3 separate regions of the Homo sapiens genome follow, and all the other regions are linked to region 2. Evidence: chromatin loops called from intact Hi-C (ENCODE). Cell type or tissue: GM12878. All regions are shown on one strand. Each heading gives the region's core, and the rest is flanking DNA. Links, peaks and the distances in the headings are about the cores only. Region 1 overlaps GRM8 (glutamate metabotropic receptor 8). Region 2 overlaps GRM8 (glutamate metabotropic receptor 8). Region 3 overlaps GRM8 (glutamate metabotropic receptor 8).

The links. Hi-C counts contacts between places; a loop is a spot of excess contacts. Peaks named below come from ENCODE experiments on the same cell type or tissue, not always from the same donor. Only the 100,000 strongest peaks of a DNase experiment are listed, where the experiment ranks them.
Region 1: a loop joins it to region 2, with 2.5 times the contacts of the local background. A loop is called at or near these places in 1 of 110 quality-filtered maps.
Region 3: a loop joins it to region 2, with 2.2 times the contacts of the local background. A loop is called at or near these places in 1 of 110 quality-filtered maps.

Annotation. Positions count from the first base shown.
Region 1 is chr7:126,553,808-126,560,447 of GRCh38, forward strand. All of the region lies in intron 8 of GRM8 (glutamate metabotropic receptor 8), which reads right to left. Among named protein-coding and RNA genes, the nearest start is that of MIR592, 500 kb to the right of the region's middle. In GM12878, for the core only: no CTCF peak of the experiment used is centred there; a DNase peak (open chromatin) is centred at 3,662; H3K27ac peaks cover 667 bases.
Region 2 is chr7:126,655,211-126,661,850 of GRCh38, forward strand. The region is part of intron 7 of GRM8 (glutamate metabotropic receptor 8); the gene reads right to left. Among named protein-coding and RNA genes, the nearest start is that of MIR592, 400 kb to the right of the region's middle. RefSeq lists enhancers at 2,392-2,461, 2,772-2,821, 3,002-3,051. In GM12878, for the core only: no CTCF peak of the experiment used is centred there; DNase peaks (open chromatin) are centred at 2,631 and 4,131; H3K4me3 peaks cover 777 bases; H3K27ac peaks cover 4,043 bases.
Region 3 is chr7:126,799,453-126,806,092 of GRCh38, forward strand. All of the region lies in intron 6 of GRM8 (glutamate metabotropic receptor 8), which reads right to left. Among named protein-coding and RNA genes, the nearest start is that of MIR592, 260 kb to the right of the region's middle. In GM12878, for the core only: a CTCF peak has its summit at 3,811 (motif pointing right); a DNase peak (open chromatin) is centred at 3,819.

The DNA.
Region 1 (6,640 bases), core at 618-5,617, 100 kb before region 2:
CTGGAAAGCAATTCAATGATAGCTTATCAATCAAAATATAAGCGTACACTTAAACATAAGAGGAAAGCTGAAGGCATTTTGGATTTCCAGTGGCAGGGCAGTTAGTTTCATTACTCACCAAATTGCAAAAGATACAAAATGGGATTTGCTCCCAATGTTCATGGTACTCTTTTGTACTTTATTTTATTTTTCATTTTCAATGCCTATCTTCTGCAAGTACATATTTAATAATGTATCATTGTTTCATATTTGGAAAAATATATTCCAATCTTTTCTCAAAGAAATGAAATTTAAAATGAATTAAGTGCTTCCTAAAATTGTTTAAGCTATTAGTTTCAGTGTAAAGGAACAGAAAATGGCACATCTTTAATTACTAAATGTGTAAATACAGACATAAGATTTTTTTAAATTGTAGATAAAAATAAAAACAAAAAGATAAGTTTTAGAGAAACCAACTCAATAATAAATCAAGCAAAAGGGTAATAAGGGAGGCCAGGTGCAGTGGCTCATGCCTGTAATCCCAGCACTTTGGGAGGCTGAGGTGGGCAGACAGCTTGAGCTAAGAAGTTTGAGACCAGCCAAGATAACATAGCAAGACCCAATTTCTACAAATAATAATAATAATAATAATAATAATTAGCCTGATGTGGTAGCACATGCCTGTAGTTCCAGCTACTCAGGAAGCTGAGGTGGAAGGATTGCTTGAGCCCAGGAGGTTGAGGCTGCAGTGAGTTATGATCGTGCCACTGCACTCCAGCCTGAGTGACAGAATGAAACCCTATTTCAAAAAAACTAAAATTAAAAAGAGTCACAAGGAAGAAAAGAACAAAAGGCAAAGCACATGGTATATAACAAAAACTAGAAATAGTCTGCTTAGAGGAAGAAATGAGATAGAAAGTATAGTTAAACAAAATTATTTTTATAAAAGTTTTCAGAAATAGTTTTTCTTAAATTTTCTGTTTTTGTTTCCAGTCTTTCTTTTTATTGTCATATATGTTATTTTTAGGGCACTAAATTACATAACTTTGTTTCTAATATATTACTAACATCATATGGTTAAGATTTATCATTCTTAAAGAACTTCCTGTTTTGTTTGGCAAATAATAGGATAAATGTAAGAAGAAAAGAGTAAGTTGGAATTTGAGATTCCAATTTGTGGCACAGAAATTCCTCTTTTTAGAATGGAAATGATGGATGTGTTGCCTATAACTCAAAATGAAAATGTGAGAGCAGTAAGAATAAATTATGATGTTAAAACTCAAAGAAACACTTAAAAACAAAACAAAGAACATAAATAAAATTATTTAGAACAGAAACACCAATAGAACAAAACAGACGCAATTTATCTTTTTGATAGATTCATAGAAAGCTTAATCTGGTGCATGTGAATAGGGGAGAGTAAGGTACAATTTATAGTCGATCCCATGACACGGTACTAAGTTAGGTTGCAGAGTGCTCATAGCTGGATGTGAAGAAGCAAACTACGTAAATGATGAAAGGAGATTCCTATTAATTGCTCAGGCCAAGAGACTATCTTCATAGCCTGGGCTAAGGGGTAGGCAGAATAACCAACAGTGTATGGTTAAATTTATCTTGCGTCACTACCAGACAATGCTAAGAACAGCTATAAACTAGAATCCCTGTCTTGTCACACAGAAATATGATCCAAACATAAATCAGATCCATTAATTATTGGAAATGAACAATTACCACAAATACCTGCATTTACTATATTTGTTATATTTCATATTCTTATTAATTTGTCCAGTTATTGTTTATAATTGTTCTTATATCAAATTATTTTTAAAGCAAAACAATTTATTACGAGGGTTTCTGCTATTTGACACTTCAGATCAGTAAATGAAGCACCTACTAGCAGTTTGTTACTGTTGTTCAAACTTTATAGCTCTGTTTAGCTCAGTTTTCTATTCAGTGTTTGTTTACTTGTACAGATGCAAATGCTCACTTTATTCTTCCTAAAATATGTGTGGAATACAAATGCTCTCAGATTGAATCCCTCTTTGAACCACACATTTGAATATTTTCTGCTTAATATTTGCTAATGCCCATGAAAAGAAATTTGATTGACTGTAAAAGGACATATCAAGGAAAACTCATATCTCAGAATACTAAAATGAAGTACAATGACTATCTCTACAAAGCACCAAAAACATCCAGTTGAAATGTGAACATATTCCCAACTCTGAAAAACCAAAAGCAGCTTGAGCACTTTCTTACCCTTACTTCCCCAAATAATAAATTATCTTGGGGTTGGATACATATAGTTGAAGAATTATCCCCTTGTTTAAAGTTACTTGAATGAGAGACAAAATACTTCGTATCCATGAAATGAAATAACTCATGAAAGCAGCTGCATGTTTGAATAATTTCAGTTCTCAAAGTCAGTCAAGCCTTTAAAACTAGTTATTGTTTTGTGTTTTTCATATTAGTACCTACTATTGTAAATCCTCAAACCAAGGCTCAGGGATGACACTACTAGAGTGACAATGGAGAAGCAGTTCTCCTCTTTAAAAAAAAAAAAAAAAAAAAAAAAGTGGGCCAGGTGTGGTAGCTCATGTCTGCAATCTCAGCACTTTGGGAGGCCGAGGTGGGTGGATCACCTGAGGTCAGGAGTTCAAGACCAGCCTGGCCAACATGGTGAAACCCCGTCTCTACTAAAAATACAAAAATTAGCCAGGTGTGGTGGCAGACGCCTGTAATCACAGCTACTCGGGAGGCTGAGGCAGGAGAATTGCTTGAACGCAGGAGGCAGAGGTTGCAGTGAGCTGAGATTGCACCACTGCACTTCAGCCTGGGTGACAGAGCAAGACTCCGTCTTGAAAAAAAGAAAAAAATGTGTCCACAATTTTGATTAGAAAACTTTCCTCTTTTTCACGAGAGAACCTCCAGTCTTGTAAATGTCAGTCATGGTTCAGATTATTTATTTTAAAAAGATGTAATCAAAAGACTCCAAATGTATGTATTTTTGTTCCAAAAATGCATTTTGCCTCTAAAGAGAATGTCAGTTCTATTCCATTGTCTTTAGTTTCTTTCCCTAATCAGATATAAATGAAAGACTTATTCATTGGTGTCCATTGGTGTCTTTAGTTTTATTTGTAATTCATAAAACTACTTGAAAGAAATATGGATATACTATTAAGTATTGTTTTCAAGTAAAGGGCCAAGGAACAGCACAAAGAAGAAACAGAAAGAAAAAGATAAGATAGAGCCCTATTCTTGCTCTGAAAAATGAGCTGCCTGTGGGGAAGCTGCTCCCCTAAAGAAGGGATCAGGGATATCTTCCTGTGATATTCACTGGAATACTGTCTCCCAACAGACACTGGCAAGTGCAGAAGACCTCACACTGCCTTGCTGGCGATTTTCTCCTCAATAGAGTATATTTAAGAAGAAAACTTTGAAATCTTAAAAGAGAGCAAAGGCAGCGGTATTAGGGTAAGACTGGATAATGCTCTGGATCCATTACCATAAGGATAGCAAATAACAAAGAAAAGTAAAATGTATCTGACAGAGACGGGCTCAGGTGCTCAGTTACCACCTTGGAATCACTCTTGGTCCATCCTTACTGTCTCTGTACATTTTTCTCGCACACCAGCACAGGGCACTTCTTTGCTGCTTCTGTTTCCATCTTGCCAGGATCCATCTTCACTTTTGTGACAATCTTCCTTTCAGTTTTAGTAAAACAACCACAAGTGGCGATCGTAAGAAATTTCTGGAAATTCCCCATTGTTGCTGTACAACACTTCCTATTATAAAATTCACTGTGAGTAAAGAATTAAAATATGAAATTCTAGCTAATACCAATGTAATGAGTAGCTCTAAAAAAGTTTTAATGTTTTCTTAGTAAGATCTTTTTATTCATTCATTGTCATATCTTATTCATCTTTGCATGCTCAGAATTTGGGCAAACTGTAAAAATAGAAATATGGCAACATATGTGTATGACAAAGTACGTATATATGTATGTGTATATTGACAAAGTATGTGTATATGTATGTATATTATATATATACACTATATATATGTGCTTGCTAGGCACATGGTGAATACCAAAAAGTAATATAAAGATGTACTTTAAGTTTGTTTTAAACTATAAATTATAAAGGAATTCTGGTTTCACAAAATAATAAATCAGAAGAGAATAATTTTTAGAATTAAAATTAACATAAATTCATACTAACATATGGCATCTGTTACTGGATTTGAAGAATTTTCACAGATCACATTTATAAGGTACATTTCAACAAATTTATAATTCACTGTCATAAAGCAACTTGAGTAAGCTCAGGGTTAAAAAGGTGGAAGGGTAGGATCAAAATTCTAGGTAGCATTTATGATTTGTGGTAGGTTAGCAGAGAGTTAAGTACATGTAAGTACCACAGTGAAGAGCAAAAATGGCTAATAGCTTACAACTGTGTACCAAGTATAGTTCAGAGTTCTTTTTATGTATTTCTTTATTAATCTTAAAACATCCCTATTGATATCATAATTGTACAATTGAAGAAAATTACACAAAGTGAGAAAATCTAATTTGCCAAGGGCCATGTGTATATACATGTATATATACACATAAAGTAAGTGGCAAAGCTGTCCTCAATCTAGGTAGCTTAACCACAAAGCCACCCTCTCAACCTCTGTATGCCTCTGTATGCTGTTTCCAGGACCTTCCAGATGCCAAAATCCATGGATTCTGAAGTCTTTTATATAAGATGGTGTAATATTTGCTTATAACCTACATGCATCCTACTGTATACTTGAAATCATCTCTAGGTTAATTACAATGCCTCATACAATGTAAATTCTACGAAGATAGTTTTTATACTGCATTTTTTAGGGAATAATGATGAGAAAAAAAAGTCTTTACATGTTTAGCACAGACACAACCATTCCTTTTTTTTCTGAATATTTTCAACCTGTGGTTGACTGAATCCACAGATGTGGAACCTGCAGATACCAAGGGCTGACTGTACCTAAATGGCCTGTACAAAGAGCAATAAGTCATCATTCAATATCAAAAGTGGTAAGGAATCAGGAAAACAAAGATACATTGCAAAGACCAAAGTAGTGAATCTAACCAAAGACCAGGAATAGTTTAGGAATCAGGAATTCAAGAATCAAGCTAGGTGGAGCAATAGCAGCTACAATTAGTGAAGAGAGAGACGGGTACTGATGCAAAGCACCCTCACATGTGTTTTTCCAGAGCAAATCATGGCTTATAAGTGGTGTGAGTAATGTGCATAGGGAAATGGGCTCCAGATGGCTGGAAAGTCAGAACAAGTTTGATACTGATCTTGAAGGAAGTGTCAGCTACTGGTAATCTTTTGCTTTTTTTTTTTTTTTTTTTTAAGGCAGACCTTTGCTCTACGGCCCAGGCTGGAGTGCAGTGGTGCGATCTCGGCTCACTGCAACCTCCGCCTCCTGGGTTCAAGTGATTCTCATGCCTCAGCCTCATTCTCATCCCAGCCTGTAATCTAGGAGCTGGGATTACAGGCATGTACCACCACACCAGGCCAATTTTTGCATTTTTAGTAGAGACAGGGTTTCATCATGTTACTCCGACTGGTCTCAAACTACTGACCTCAAGTGATCCACCCACCTCGGCCTCTCAAAGTGCTGGGATTACAGGCATACGCCACCACACTGAGCCAGCTACTGGTAATTTTGACACTAGTTGGTAAGCTGTTAGCGCTCTCCAACTTTAACAAACAGATTCAAACCTCGTCTCAATTACTGTTGTGCTGGATAATTCTTGAATAGATCACATTGTCTTGTGCAACAGTTCCTTCTAAAACACCTTTGAGATGGCTTAACAACTTATACTGGGAAAAAAGTGGTGGACAGTGTGTTTAGAATCAGAACTAAAAAATGCTCAATTGATTCTGTAAGTCCTTCCACCTGTAAATCTGAGTATGAATTGGAACTTTCAGGAATCCACCTGGTATGAATGTAAACTATTACTTTAAATTGGAACTGAAAATTTCAATTGTAGGCTCGATGTAAGAATAGTGAGTTTACTGCCTTTGAAACTCACCCATGTCTCCATTTGCAACTGGATATATTTTCTCTTTGAAATTCTCTTCAATCACTCTCCAGTCCTGAATAGCAGCATCAGTAATTGTGTCAACAGACATGATCATTTTATGATCTGAGAAAGCTGGACTGACAAATGCATCGCCACTTGAAATCTAACCTAAAGATAGAAACCTGCATTGTAGAGCAGAAGGCTAAGCTGTACTTACATAACAGCAGCAACACTTACAACCTGTGCTGCCTTTGCTTTATTTTTTAAAGGCATGACCGATTTTCTATTTCAGATGACAGAATATTAAAATGTTGGGCAGTGATGTTTTCAAATCCACATAATTTTTAGTCTATATCAGTGATAATATAAGTCACTGATTTTTTAACCGGAAGTCAGGTTAGCAGCAAGATTTCTAATTATAACTCATTGCTAATATTTCATATGGCTTATAAAACCTATGAATAACATTGATTTATGTAATGGAAACTCAGAAAAGAATAGAGAAAATTATATAAAAATTACTGTATTCTTGGATCAGAAATTCTAGAAAGATGTTTGTTTATATTTTGAGATTTCAAGCAGCAGGGGGGAATGCTTTTA
Region 2 (6,640 bases), core at 746-5,745:
ATCATTCACTCATGTTTTCAATGTAATATTCAGAACCCACTGTATCAGATCATCTGGTTGAGTTCCATACCACCATCTTCTCTATCCACTTATCCTATGAGATCCCAGTTGCATCCCATAATCTTTTTAAATATAATGGAAAATTTAAAACATTTCATCTGATATAGTTTGACTCTGTATCCCCACCTAAATCTCATCTCGAATTATCATCCCCATGTGTTGAGGGAGAGATCTGATGGGAGGTGATTGCATTATGGTCTTTCTCTCTCTCTCTCTCTCTCTGTTGCTGTCTCTCTCTCTCAGTCTCAGTATCTTTATAGCAGTGTTAAAACGGACTAATAAATCATCCTTCTTGGTCTCAACTACTGGTCATTCATCTTAAACCATGCTTATCTCTGATGGATACTATCTAGAAATAAACACATGAGATGACATTTTCTTGGATATCTCATTACAAACATATTAGGCATCTGAATCAGTATTATTGTTTTAATTTATCAAATAATGTCCAAAATTATGATGGAAACAAAATAGCTGGTCCAAATCTAAAGAAGATATTTTACTTGCTTAATCACAAGGATTATTTAAAACATCCACATGTGGTTTAACTGACTCCCAAGGTAGATACATTTCCAAAGCATGACACAAGGGAAAGATATAGCATTAAAATCACATTCCAGGGTACCTATATTTATAGAAACACACAGAAAATGGGCTAATCTTTGCACTTTCTCCTATTGAGAGAAATAGATATTCTACTCAACCCTTTCTTCATAGCTGGTAATGTAACATAAATAATAAAATTTATCTTAAATTGCCTACCAATCATCAAATTCAGGGAACTGTCCACTGAACTTTTAGTATTGGCTTTCCATTTGTTGGGGAGGGGAAGAGTGGGGTTACAAATTATAGACTAGAAATAATAACAATAAAATAATTCCAAGGGGCATTAAATGCCAGAGTTCTGGGGATTTGGAGATTGGGGTAAGATAACTAGAGTAACTTGCTGACTGTGCCCCACACATCCTTTCCTTCTGGTAGTCAAAACAGTGAGAAATGTGAAGGAGGGGCTTAGGCAAAAGCCAGCCTTGACGGCCTGGGGCATCTTATTGGCATTTGAATTGGTGAGAGAGCTAACAGTTTCCACTCCTCCTCATGTTATTTTGGAAGCAAGACCTACCAAACAGGCCAGGCACAGTGGCTCACTCCTGTAAACCTAGCACTTTGGGAGGCCAAGGCGGGCGGATCGCAAGGTCAGGAGATCGAGACCAACCTGACCAACATGGTTTCTACTAAAAATACAAAAATTAGCCAGGTTTGGTGGCACGTGCCTGTAATCCCAAGCTGCTCAGGAGGCTGAGGCAGGAGAATCGCTTGAACCTGGGAGGCGGAAGCTGCAGTGAGCCGAGATTGTGCCACTGCACTCTAGCCTAGATGACAAAGCAAGACTCTGTCTCAAAAATAAAAAAATAAAAAAACAAAAGACCTACCAAACAGAACCACAGCCACTAAAAGAAGATCAGAGTTAACAGTTGGACAGAGAGGGGTTATTTCTGCATGTTGGAGATGCTTGTGTTCACAGAGTAGCTGTGTTTATCATTAATAATAATAATAATAAAAAGTTATGCCTCTCATCAGTAAGCATAGCCTTTAAAAGCTAGGCATATTCAGGGAAACAAATTCATCCACTTCTGACATCGGTTGCAGGGTCTTACCTCTGGCAACAGATTAATGCATTAGCAAGGAACCCAAATGAAAAGTGCTTATGTAGACAGCACAATGGCTGTGATTTAGTAATGTTCGTACAGCAATTTATATTTACTGAGTGCTACAATGGTTTCTATTATTTATTCTTCAAGAGAAATCCATGAGGTACTGTCTTCATTTTTTTAGGTGAGGAAAATAAGGCATAGGGAAATTAATATGGAATCACAGAGATCAAGTCAGGTTGTGCCTGTACACACAAAAATAACCTTTTAGAAAGGAAAAATGAGCTTAAGTTACGAGATCAAGTCAGGTTGTGCCTGTACACACAAAAATAACCTTTTAGAAAGGAAAAATGAGCTTAAGTTACTTGCTTGACATTAAATATTACATTGGTGCAAAAGTAATTGTGGTTTTTAATTGTGGTGAAAACCGCAAATACTCTTGTACCAACCTAATAGAGCAGTGGACACTGACATATTTTCTTAGCAGTAAAAACAACCCCCCCCCAAAAAAGTCACATACAATTCCAATTTACAAACAAGATAACAATTACACAGCATTAGTAAACCAAATATAAATTTCTAACGTTTACTAATTATTAGGGCAATCAATGCTTTAGGAACATAAACTTTGAAATCAGAGGGCATGTATAATAGTTCCAAGCTTCTATCACTCTCAGCTTCTGTGAATTTCAGAACTTCTGAACTCCAGAGTCTGCAGGCTTTAGGAAGAAAGTGTTTGCCTAAACATAACAGGTCAAAAGTATAAATTCAGTAAAACTACTTTGTTTGCATAAACCTAATGACATAGTGTGTATGCTGGGAATGTACTTGAACCTTTGAATTCAGTTGTTTAATTAGTGAGCTATTGTGGTGGGGGTGGAGTGAGTGGGGAAACCCACAGAGGAGGAGCCTCCGCTGAGTGATTTAAAGCGTGCAGGAAAGAAGGCCTGTGGCCTGTGTATGCATAGGGGGAGCTCCTCCCTAATCCTCATTATAGATTTGTGTTCTCTAAAGCCGGAAACGACAAACTAAAATTAAGTAAAGAGATGCTAACGGTTATATTAATTTTTAAAGAAGAAACAACAGCCTGCAGCTGATGATGTGTTGGCTGGAATGGCCTGAGCCGCTGGGAAAGAATTTAATGGAACTAGAGCTTTTAAAAGTCATATGAGTTCAAAAGGGGAAACAGGAAAAATAAATAAAGAGAAGTAGGCAGAAAGAACAGGTGAGATTCAGCTGAGTGAAGTTGATGGCATAACATATGCTGAGGCCACACATTTCCAACAACAGTCCATCAGCCATGAGCTGAGTTATGGCTCCCAGAGTCATGGAAAGCAGTTCTGAACAGAAGCTAAATGTTGGTGAACTCAAATTCCAAAAAGAATAAAGTCATGCTTCTCCAGAGACCAAAGAGAAGATAAAGAAAATGGCCTGGCCTTATACTTGAGGGAGAAAGCAAAATGATTTACAAAGAACAGAACTAGTGATTGGAACCAATGAGTAGGACTGGATGAGCAGAGAATAGGATCTAAAACTGGCAGTCTTGGAAGGAGCCTAAGAGAGCATCGAATCCAAGAAGTTTGGGGATGATAAATGTGAGGCACATGTATCACCTGTTATCTATGTCCACAGTCCACTCAATACTGCAACCTGGTCCAAGATGAATCCTGTGGCATTGGGTTTATCTGTTAACAGTTTATAAGAAGACCACATTCTAGATCAACTGGAGCAAAATACTTCAACTTTTTACACCAGGGAACCAGGGATGATGTATGTGCTCTAAGGAACTGGAATGGAGGAATATACTTTATGTAAAGAAGGAAGACCAGAAATCCCAATATTAGATTGGAAAAAAAATCCTCTTCGTCTTCTGCCGGGCCCGCCCAGCAGACCCTGGCCAAATGACAGATGAAAAAACGTACACAGACACAGGTGTTTTGCCTGGCCGCGCGGCTAGGGGACCGAGCCACTCACAGACATCAAGGAGGATGCCGTAAAGAGTCACAGAGGCCGCAGCCTTGACAAGCGGCCGCTACAGTCATTTATTCAGTACAGATATAAAGACAAAGGCCTTGAGGCAACACACTTGTAGGTAATTAATATGGTTGCGCCCCGCCCCCCGCCCCGCCCCCAGGTTCAGAGGCCTAAGTAAACTAACTTACCTTGATCAATTCTCTTACACTTCCTTGTTATCTACTCTTAGAGAATTCAGCTGCCTTCAGCCCAATCCTTTCCCAAAGCTTCTGCAAAACCTCCCAGCCTTCCAGGAATGTTTCCATCTTTCTATAATTTTTCCCACCACCCTGACCGATCTCCTACAATCTCCAAAATTGTGAAATAGAAAATCAAGCTATTACAAGTGGCAGGGGGAACCTACCTGTGGTGGCATTTCTGTTAAATAATAATGTGTACGTGATTGAGCTTTGTAAACTAAAAATAACTAGAAAAGGGAAGTGATGCTCTGGAGTGGCTTTAGATTTGAGTGTTTACTTCACTATACATACATATTTTTTTCCTAAATACAAATATGATACGTCCATTTAGAATATTTGGAAAACAGAAGTGAAAGATTTTTTAAAGAGAGAGAGAAATATTCAACCATAATAAGCCTTCCACTTAGAACTGATCACTGTTAACAATTTGGTGCACTACATACTAGTATTTAATTCATATGCAGATCTGTGCCTTGTTTATAAATAAAAGTGAGACCCTTTTCCTTTCTTTTTACTTGGCAATACATTGTGTGCTTTGCCATTTCATTTTATTCTTAAAACATTAAAGACTGCATTAAATTCTACTGCTTTTCATCAATTCTCTAAAGTTAAAAACTTAGGTCTTTGTATTTCCACTATTTCAAATAAAAGTGTGGATTGATATCCTTGATTTTGTTTGCATTTATTTGTGTGCTAGTAAGACTAATCATTTTTCATGTTTTGGGCCATTTACACTTCTTTTGTATATTGGTTTCATGTTACTGTCCATTTTTTTCCTAGAGTATTAAGCTTTTTAAAAGACCTCTTTACATTAAATATATTAATCCATCCTCTGTCATATACATTTAAAATATCATTGATTTGTCTTATTTCATTTAAGGTATTTTCTTCAAGAGGGGAGGCCTTTAGTTTTTATGTAGCTAAATTTTTTCCTTCATGGCTTTTGTTTTTGGTGACAAGTTTTGAAAGATCTCTGTGCTGCAACTACATATACATATTCAGCAGTAGTTCCATTTAGTTCTTTTAACGAGCATTGTTTAAAAGCGTGGGGACTGGAAGCCATTCCTAACACTGACCTTAATCTTATGATCTATTCTGCCTCCACTGATCTATGATTAATCTGATCTGTGCTTTAATTTCTTTATCATAAAACTAATAAGTAGTACTAGTATTTGCCTCACAGAGCAGTTAAAAGTAGTAAACTGGATAATCTATATAAAGTGCAAGGCATAATATCTGGCACATAATAAATAATAAATGCTAGGGATTATTTAACTCCCTAATATCTACGAACATTATTTTAGAGACTATGATACAAATAAATCTAAGTTTAATTTTCTCCAAATTTGTGCCAACACTATATTTTGAATAAAACATATTGTGTCTCACTAATTTTATATGCCACTTCTATTATATACTAAATGATTACAGGTGTTTGGATACATGTCTACACTTTTTATTGAAGTCTACTGATTTCCCTGGCTAGTAATATAAGTCTACTACAATATTAAAATCAGTATGGCTGAATAATATTTTAATTACTTTTAGTGCAATTATCCGTCCTTAATTATTCTTTTCTCAGAAAATACCCCTGACTAATCAGGCTGCCAAAACTTCTGGTTAAAGTTCCAAGAGGGAATTAACAAAAGTATATGAAACTGTCATTCTTATAACGAGCACTACCTTTAAATATTTTTTGGGAAAGTCCAAGGTGAACTTTTCTGCCCAAATTATATTTCACACCAATCACTTCCTAGTTTCTGTCCAGTAAAGTATAAATGTATAAGGGTCAGTATCAACTGTCAAAACAAATCAGGTTTTTCGACTGAACTCATTGAGATAGAGAATAGAAGGTTACCAGAGACTGGGAAGGGTAGTAAGAGAGATGGCATGGAGAGGAGGTGGGGATGGTTAATGGGTTAAAAAAATAGTTAGAAAGAATGAATAAGACATAGTATTTGATAGCACAACAGGGTGACTATAGTCAACAATGACTTAATTTACATTTTACTAACATTTTACTAAAAGAGTGTAATCGGATTGTTTGTAACACAAAGTGTAAACATAAACACTTGAACGGATGGATACATCATTTCCCATGATGTGATTATTATGCACTGCATGCCTGTATCAAAACATCTCATGTACCCCATAAGTATATATACCTACAATATACCTACACAAATTAAAACTTAAAAAAATCTCTTTATTTTCTTGTAAATGATCTTTATTGAATTTGAATTTTTATATCTTCTAATATAAAACATATGTTTTAAAAAACTCAGGTTTCTAAGTGTACCCTTGTAAAACATTTAAAGGCCAAAAGGAGAATACATTGTACCTTCTAAATCACTTTCTAAACCCAGCCCTGGGACCCTCAGGACTCCACTCATTACAGGATGGGGGTCAGCCAGCATGAATAGCCCCGGCTTCATTGGTGATCATGAGGAGCAAGAAAACAAACACCTGAAGAGCCTGAGAATGGAAGCCCAAGTGTCAGTTCTTCCTTGTAGTGCCTCTGCACTGTCGCAAATGGGCTGTGGGGAGACTTTATGTGCCTCACTCAGGGGGTTCGTCATGCCTCCTTCTTTGAGTAGGAAGAGGAATTGGAAATATACAAGCATCAGAAGTGTGACTGCCATACTCTTCCTCCCAAGAGAGCAGATTTAAAATCCACTCATAGAGATGGAAGTAAAAAAGCTCCCTAACAACTTGTTT
Region 3 (6,640 bases), core at 796-5,795, 140 kb after region 2:
AAATACACTAACAATAATGTAGACATGATGATATTTATGAGTAAGGTCAGACAACCGATTTTAAACAACCTCTTTGATTCTCAGCTTGGCACACAGGAACACAGGATAGATTAAGTATCAAGAATCCCTCCTTGTACCTAGAAAATTCATTCCAAAGATAGTACCTCCATTCCTTCTTCCTCCATCCCTGGACTGTAGAAAGCAGATTCCCCAGCTGGGGCACTCAGCTATTAGTAACCGAAGTACTGCTCATAGAGTACAAGAAATAGTGGCTGAAGTGTGGCAGGCATTCTATAAATGTGGTTCATGTTGTTGCTATAATAACAGCAATTATTACTAATACCTTTGCTATGCCTCCTCACCTGTCCAGTTTGCTCCCTCTAAGTTGGGTTTACTTAGCTCATTGAGACTTCTAAGAACCTGGATGAGACAGGCCTGGATTTGAGGCAAATCAGCACAAAACTTCAGAATCCAGTAATCTCCTCCTTCTCATCCCAAGGAGACTGAAGCCAGGAAAAGGAGCTGATGAGTTCCAATTACCTTTTCAGAAGATAGTTAGAATAGGAATAATCAACTTACTTTACAAAATCAGAAAGTGTATACATCCTCTTTTTTCAAGTATGATGACATGGTTATCCTCCAACACAAGCTCTAACTTTCAAGTTTTTTTTAAAATGACAATGATATTAATAATGATGAATGCTGATGAAAATATTCTACCTTGCCAAATTACTTTGTGGTTCCTTAAAAACCACAAGCTCTACGAATCTCATCATATCCTAATGCATTGCTTTGTACAGACCCAGGAAGGAGACCAGCCTCTATCATTCATCAAAGTGTCCTTCCTAATGCAGTCTACGCTCCCTTCAGAAGTCCATCTGCACACCCATCAGGCTTCCTTCTCACTCCTGTACTATGAAAGTGCTGCCTTCAGTAGACTTTCCCCCCATTTTTCCCATTTAAATATTTATAACTGTAATGCAGCCATGCCCTAGTTCATCAATAGTGATTCTTCTTATATTCAATGAAAAAGAAATGTAGAACATTAGTGAGTTAGAGGTTGGTCTCTCTTGCTACACGCTAATTTGTTTCTTTGACCAGCCTCTGAGCTTGCAGCTCACATCATCCCAACTGTGCCACTTGGAGGGCATGAAGTTTCAAAGAATATCCAGCCCTCTAGGATCCTTTATGTGGTATCCCAGCCAATAATTTGGGGAGAAAAAGTGTTCAATCCTTTTCTCAAATGTACACCAAAATAAATTCTAGATTAATTAACGTTTAAAATAAAGTGTTTAAAAGAAAATAGAGCGCTAATATTTCCCTGCCTTGAGAAAGACTTTTAAGGAATAATATTAGTCAGAAGCCTTAAAAAGAATGATTAATATGTTTAACTGAATAAAAATATAAAACTTGTAAAATATTTTTAAAGCCATGTATTATTAGTACTATTAAAAAGCAAATAAATATCTTGAATAAATATTTGTAATATCTGATGAATAAACATGTAATATTGTATATGGAAAAAGCTGCTTAAAATAAATAAGAAAAATGAGAAATATTTGAAATAAATTTTTAAAATCTAAATGGCCAAGCTTATAAATAGGATATTCAAAAAAGAGGAAACACAATCAACCAATATGCATACGAAAAGTGTTAACCTCCCTTGTATCAAACAAATACAAATCAAAGCCATGCTATAACACCTATTTTTCACCTACTAATGTCCTATATACTGCTAGTGATAGTATAAGTTGATTCCCATTCTCTAGATAACCATTTGCCAACATTTAAAAAAACTTTAAAAATGTGTATATGCTTCATGCCGCAATGCCACTTGTAGAAACATATCTTAATTAGGGGTAGAGGTGACGTCTATTAAAGCAACCAACAATAATGAACATGTATATAATGGAATGCTTTGTGACCATAAAAATTTATGATCTAGATCTATAATTATTAACTTAAAGGTTGTTGTTGATATATTGCTATATCAGAAACAACAAGTTTAATGAATAGTATTTTTCTTATAATTTATTTTGGGTAAAATGAAAATGATGATATGCTTATGTTTGCAGAGGGCACCAAAATAGTATTACTATGTGGCTGGTATTTAATAGCTTATTAATTAAATATTTTCTTTTCTGTATTATATAATTTTCTATAATACGTATGTATTAGTTATTGTAATGCATGTTGGTTAAAAATAAAAATATGTAAATATTTACAATGCAGAGGGGAGGGAGAGGGAGAGAGTCAGCAAACAAAATATTCGGAAGGGGTCCCCTCTCATAGTAAGAAGGTAAGTAGAGAGGGCTCACCCTTTCAGAGCGACTAGTTGCAGAGGGAAGAGAGGCCATAGTGGGTTGTCTGTCTCCTTTGCTTCGAGTCAGATTTTATTGCTTTGTACACTTTCTCAACTATACAAGGAACTATTAATAAAAAGAGTTAAACATCAACATTGCTCACATTGGACTGCCAGCAAGTGAGTTGCCTAATGGTTTATTTAACTAACATAAGTAATGTGTCACTATATTACTGATGCAATATTCTGAAGAACAGTGATAGCTCTACGTTTCCCTTGTTATGTTAGAAGCACTTTTTAAAATTAGCAAATAAAAACTATATATTTATGGTGTACAAAATGATGTTTTGGTATTTCATACATTGTGGAATGGCTAAATGAAGCTATTTCACACATGCGTTACCTCACATATGTATGTCTTTTTTGTGGTTAGAACACTTAAAATATGCTCTATTCTCTTGGCAATTTTCTAGTATACAATATATGGCTTCTAACTGTAGTCAGGGTGATGTACTATAGATGTTTTGAACTTACTTCTCCATATCTAACTTTGTATCCTTTGGCTAATATGTTCCCAATCTCCCTTCTCCCAGACTCTGGTAATCACTATTCTAACTTCCTGCTTCTATGAACTCAACTTTTTAAGATTCCACATAAAAGTGAGATTGTTCAGTATTTGTCTTTCTGTGCCTGGCTTATTTTACTAACCTAAGTGTTCATCAATGGATGAATGGATAAAGAAAACGTGGCATATATACACAAGGGAATGATATTCAGCCTTAAAAAAAAAGGAGCTCCTGTCATTTGAAATAACATAGTTGAGCCTGAAGGGCATTTTGATAAGTGGAATAAGTTAGAAGAACTTTTGAGTGAACCCCACACCTGTGATTTTTCTGGCCAGCCTCTTCGTTTGGCCTTCCAGAATACTCCATCAGAACACATTATCCTAACCATGCCTATTTTCCTTAAGAGCTGCAGCATAAATGGCAGAATCACTAGAAGCCATGCCACAAACTGGAATAAAACCACAAAATTAAAGTTTTAAATTAGGAAAGAAAAATCTTCATCCTTTGGAAGCACAAAGGTCAAAATGCACTGAGAATATCATGGAGACAATGACCACTTGGTTCAAGGAAATGGTGTTCATTCACATAATCACAGCATCATATAAATAAGCTAATAGACTGTGGGCCACAAACCTGGTGAACAGGCATAAATGTACAGGTCGTTCTTAGCAGGATTTACTGACCTTGAAAGTGAGATGGAGGCTGATTTAACAGAGGCAGGTCAAAGAGATCAGTTTCCAAATAGTCACTTATCTATTCGTAAATGAAAATCATCTTTGAATAAATTAGTGATTCTCTTGGTGCCTGTGAGGCCCCAAATTATTCTGGCTTTTCATTGTAAATGTTTTGGGTGTCATGATTTCATTTCCCTTTAAAACACATCCTTTACTAGTAAGGACTTTGGAACCTTGTGTCTGAAGTTCAGAGAAGCTACCAGCAGGTGGCAATATTGGTTTATTGAGTAACATCACAGGTATGTGTGGGCACAGACTGCGGGTAGCTCCATGGATACTCTCCCTAAGATGTCTAGTTTAATTCTTTCAAAATACAAAACTACTTACACAGCCTCCAGCACTTAGTTGAGAGGAGGGAACTCTAATCATAAACGTATATACTTATATAGAAAGGTAATGAGAAGCAAGGTTCTCTTTTCAAATATAAATCAAAGTCAAAAAAAATTATAGGTAGTTTGAGTCTCATGGTTAGCTGTCTTATTATCAATGTTTTCATAAATTCTATAATCAGAGCTTACATTCTTCCACATCCTCAGAGATGATCTTTGCCTTTCTTCCAGTCCTGCACATTCTAGTTATTGTGAGATTTAAGCATTGTTCTATGACTCCACAAACCAAGTAAACAAAGTCCTTAATTATCTCTAAGCAAGGGTGCTGACTACAATGGTCAAGAACTCCAGCCCCAGTATCAAACAGCCATGAATTTAAGTTGTTCACCACTTACTTGGGCAGAGTATTTATTCTCGTTAAACCTAACTGTCTTGCTCTATAACATAGTGTTAAGGATACACCTGCCTCATAGGATTAAATGAGAGATCATGTGTTTAAAGTGCTAAGTTTAAGGCAGTATGCCTGGCACATAGTAAATCGTCACTAATACTATTATCATGACTTAATGCAAGTCCCTGACTGATTGAGTACCTTTTCTTTTGTTTTAATGGTCAGATTTTAAAAATGGAATAGTTAACTTACCATTGCTTGTACACTAATCACAAAAGATGCAGAAGGGTAATTATCAAAGGGATGCACTCTCTCTTCTAAAACTGATTTCAATCTCCTCTCCTAACTGTCCTCTCAGTCTGCACTTTTGCAATTACAGCTCTTATCAATGTTGTATTCCATTGGCCTGATTCACCAGCCCCTTGGCTTTCCCTGCAGCTGTCTGGCAGCTTAGCTTTTTTCCCTTATCTCTACTACTTTAAGGAAAGCTCTTACTTAGCAGGATCACTTCTTTTCGTTATCTTTCCAAATATTCCAAACATAACCAAGATATACTGAAATGACTGCACACAATCATTTTATTTTCTACAAATCCCCTCCAACTCTATCCCGCTTCATTGTCTCATTCCTTTGTTTATTCTTCTGCCATAATTGGCCAGGTCAGGCAGCCAGTTGAAGTAAACATTTTGCCATTAACCTATTGACCGCAGAACTTTCTGTGTGAAAAACCTGGCTTGAGAGCTCCCTCCTCTCCTGTCTCTTCTCTGCATCCTTCTCCCTGCTTCCACCTTTATCTAACAGATGCAGCTTAAAGAAAATCTAGTTATAATTCCACTTCAAGATCCATTCAACGAAGACACCTGCATTTTATCCTCATTAAGGATGTGCTACAAGCTGAAAACATTACAGCCTGAACTACAAATAGTGCCCCTTTCTTTACGGCTGATTACAGCAACTTGGTTGTGGTAGTTGGTATGCCTCTGTATGTTTATAACAAAGGATATGAGATGGAATTAACTACATCTAGCTTCTGTTATGACTTACTCTACCTATGCTGAGGCTTGTTAATAATTTGTAGGACTTTCAGAATCTTAACCAACTCTATCTTGCTCTGCTAGAAACTATTCTACCAGAAACTGCACCCTCCCCTCCAAATAAATAAATCAACAGCAGGGTGAAATTTCTTGCCCAGACTGTGGTCCTCTTACCACTCAATATTCTCCATGAACCTATTCTGACACTTTCCTTCCATCTGAGATGCTGAGTATACCAATCCCAATGGTCAGCCCATAAATAGTAATAGAACTCTAACTCATGATCCCTATAATAATACGCCTAGAAAGCCAAACCGTAACTCCTAAAGAAATTGGCTCAGAAAGGTCAGGACTTGACCTTCTTAATGACTGTCAGCTTCCCTATTTTTTGTCTCCACTCTGCTTTCAACTTGGGACCAATCCAAAAAAGCCAAAAATGATCCCCCAAACCCATCACATAAGATGCCCCACCTCTGGTTAGCCTACCTTCAGCTTCCCCATGGCAATAATGTCCAATCAGAGCACAACTGGAACTATTTAACATGTATGTATTTGTTGAACAAAGCTTCCGCATCCCCCTGCCTGTCTTGGAATTAGGCAAGTGATGGTGGCTGATTCCCTTGCTGTAGCAAGCTGTGTGTGAATACCTCCACTTATTCTGCTTTGAATAGTCTTTGTTATTCCCCCAGTATTACTAGAGGTTCCACTGAGACATGGTCTGCACCACCCACTGTTTCTGTCCCTAGGTTTCAATCAGGTGCAGTACCCATGGATACCTCTTACAGCTTGCTGCTTGTGGCTTGCATCCATGCAGATGTGGAAAGTCAGCATGAGGTCTGAACTCAGCTATCTTTTCACTGAGTCCCTTGGCTGTTTATTCTGTTTGGTACCCAAGTTTTGTTATTGTCTCCCATTTGTTTGACATCCTTGGCAGGCCTTTCCTACTCACCCTCTTTGCTTTATTTCATTCTTCTGTGTCGGACTGTCTGAAAGCGTTTATCATTAGAATGAGAATCCCAGGGTAGAGCACAGGCATGAGTCCTATAAGCCTATAGTTTGAGCTGGTCTCACAGACTTTCGGTTCTCTCCAGACCAGTTTCCATTTGTACAAACTTTGCTGTGAGTCACCAACAAAACTGGACGAGGTCTTTTTTCTATTCTATTTTGTTTTTGGGGTCCTGAAGTTTTGCTTTGATTCAGACAAGAGTTTTGTCCCTGATGTTCAGCCTACTGTGTCCAGAATTGGTGGGTTCTTGGTCTTGCTGACTTCAAGAACGAAGTCGC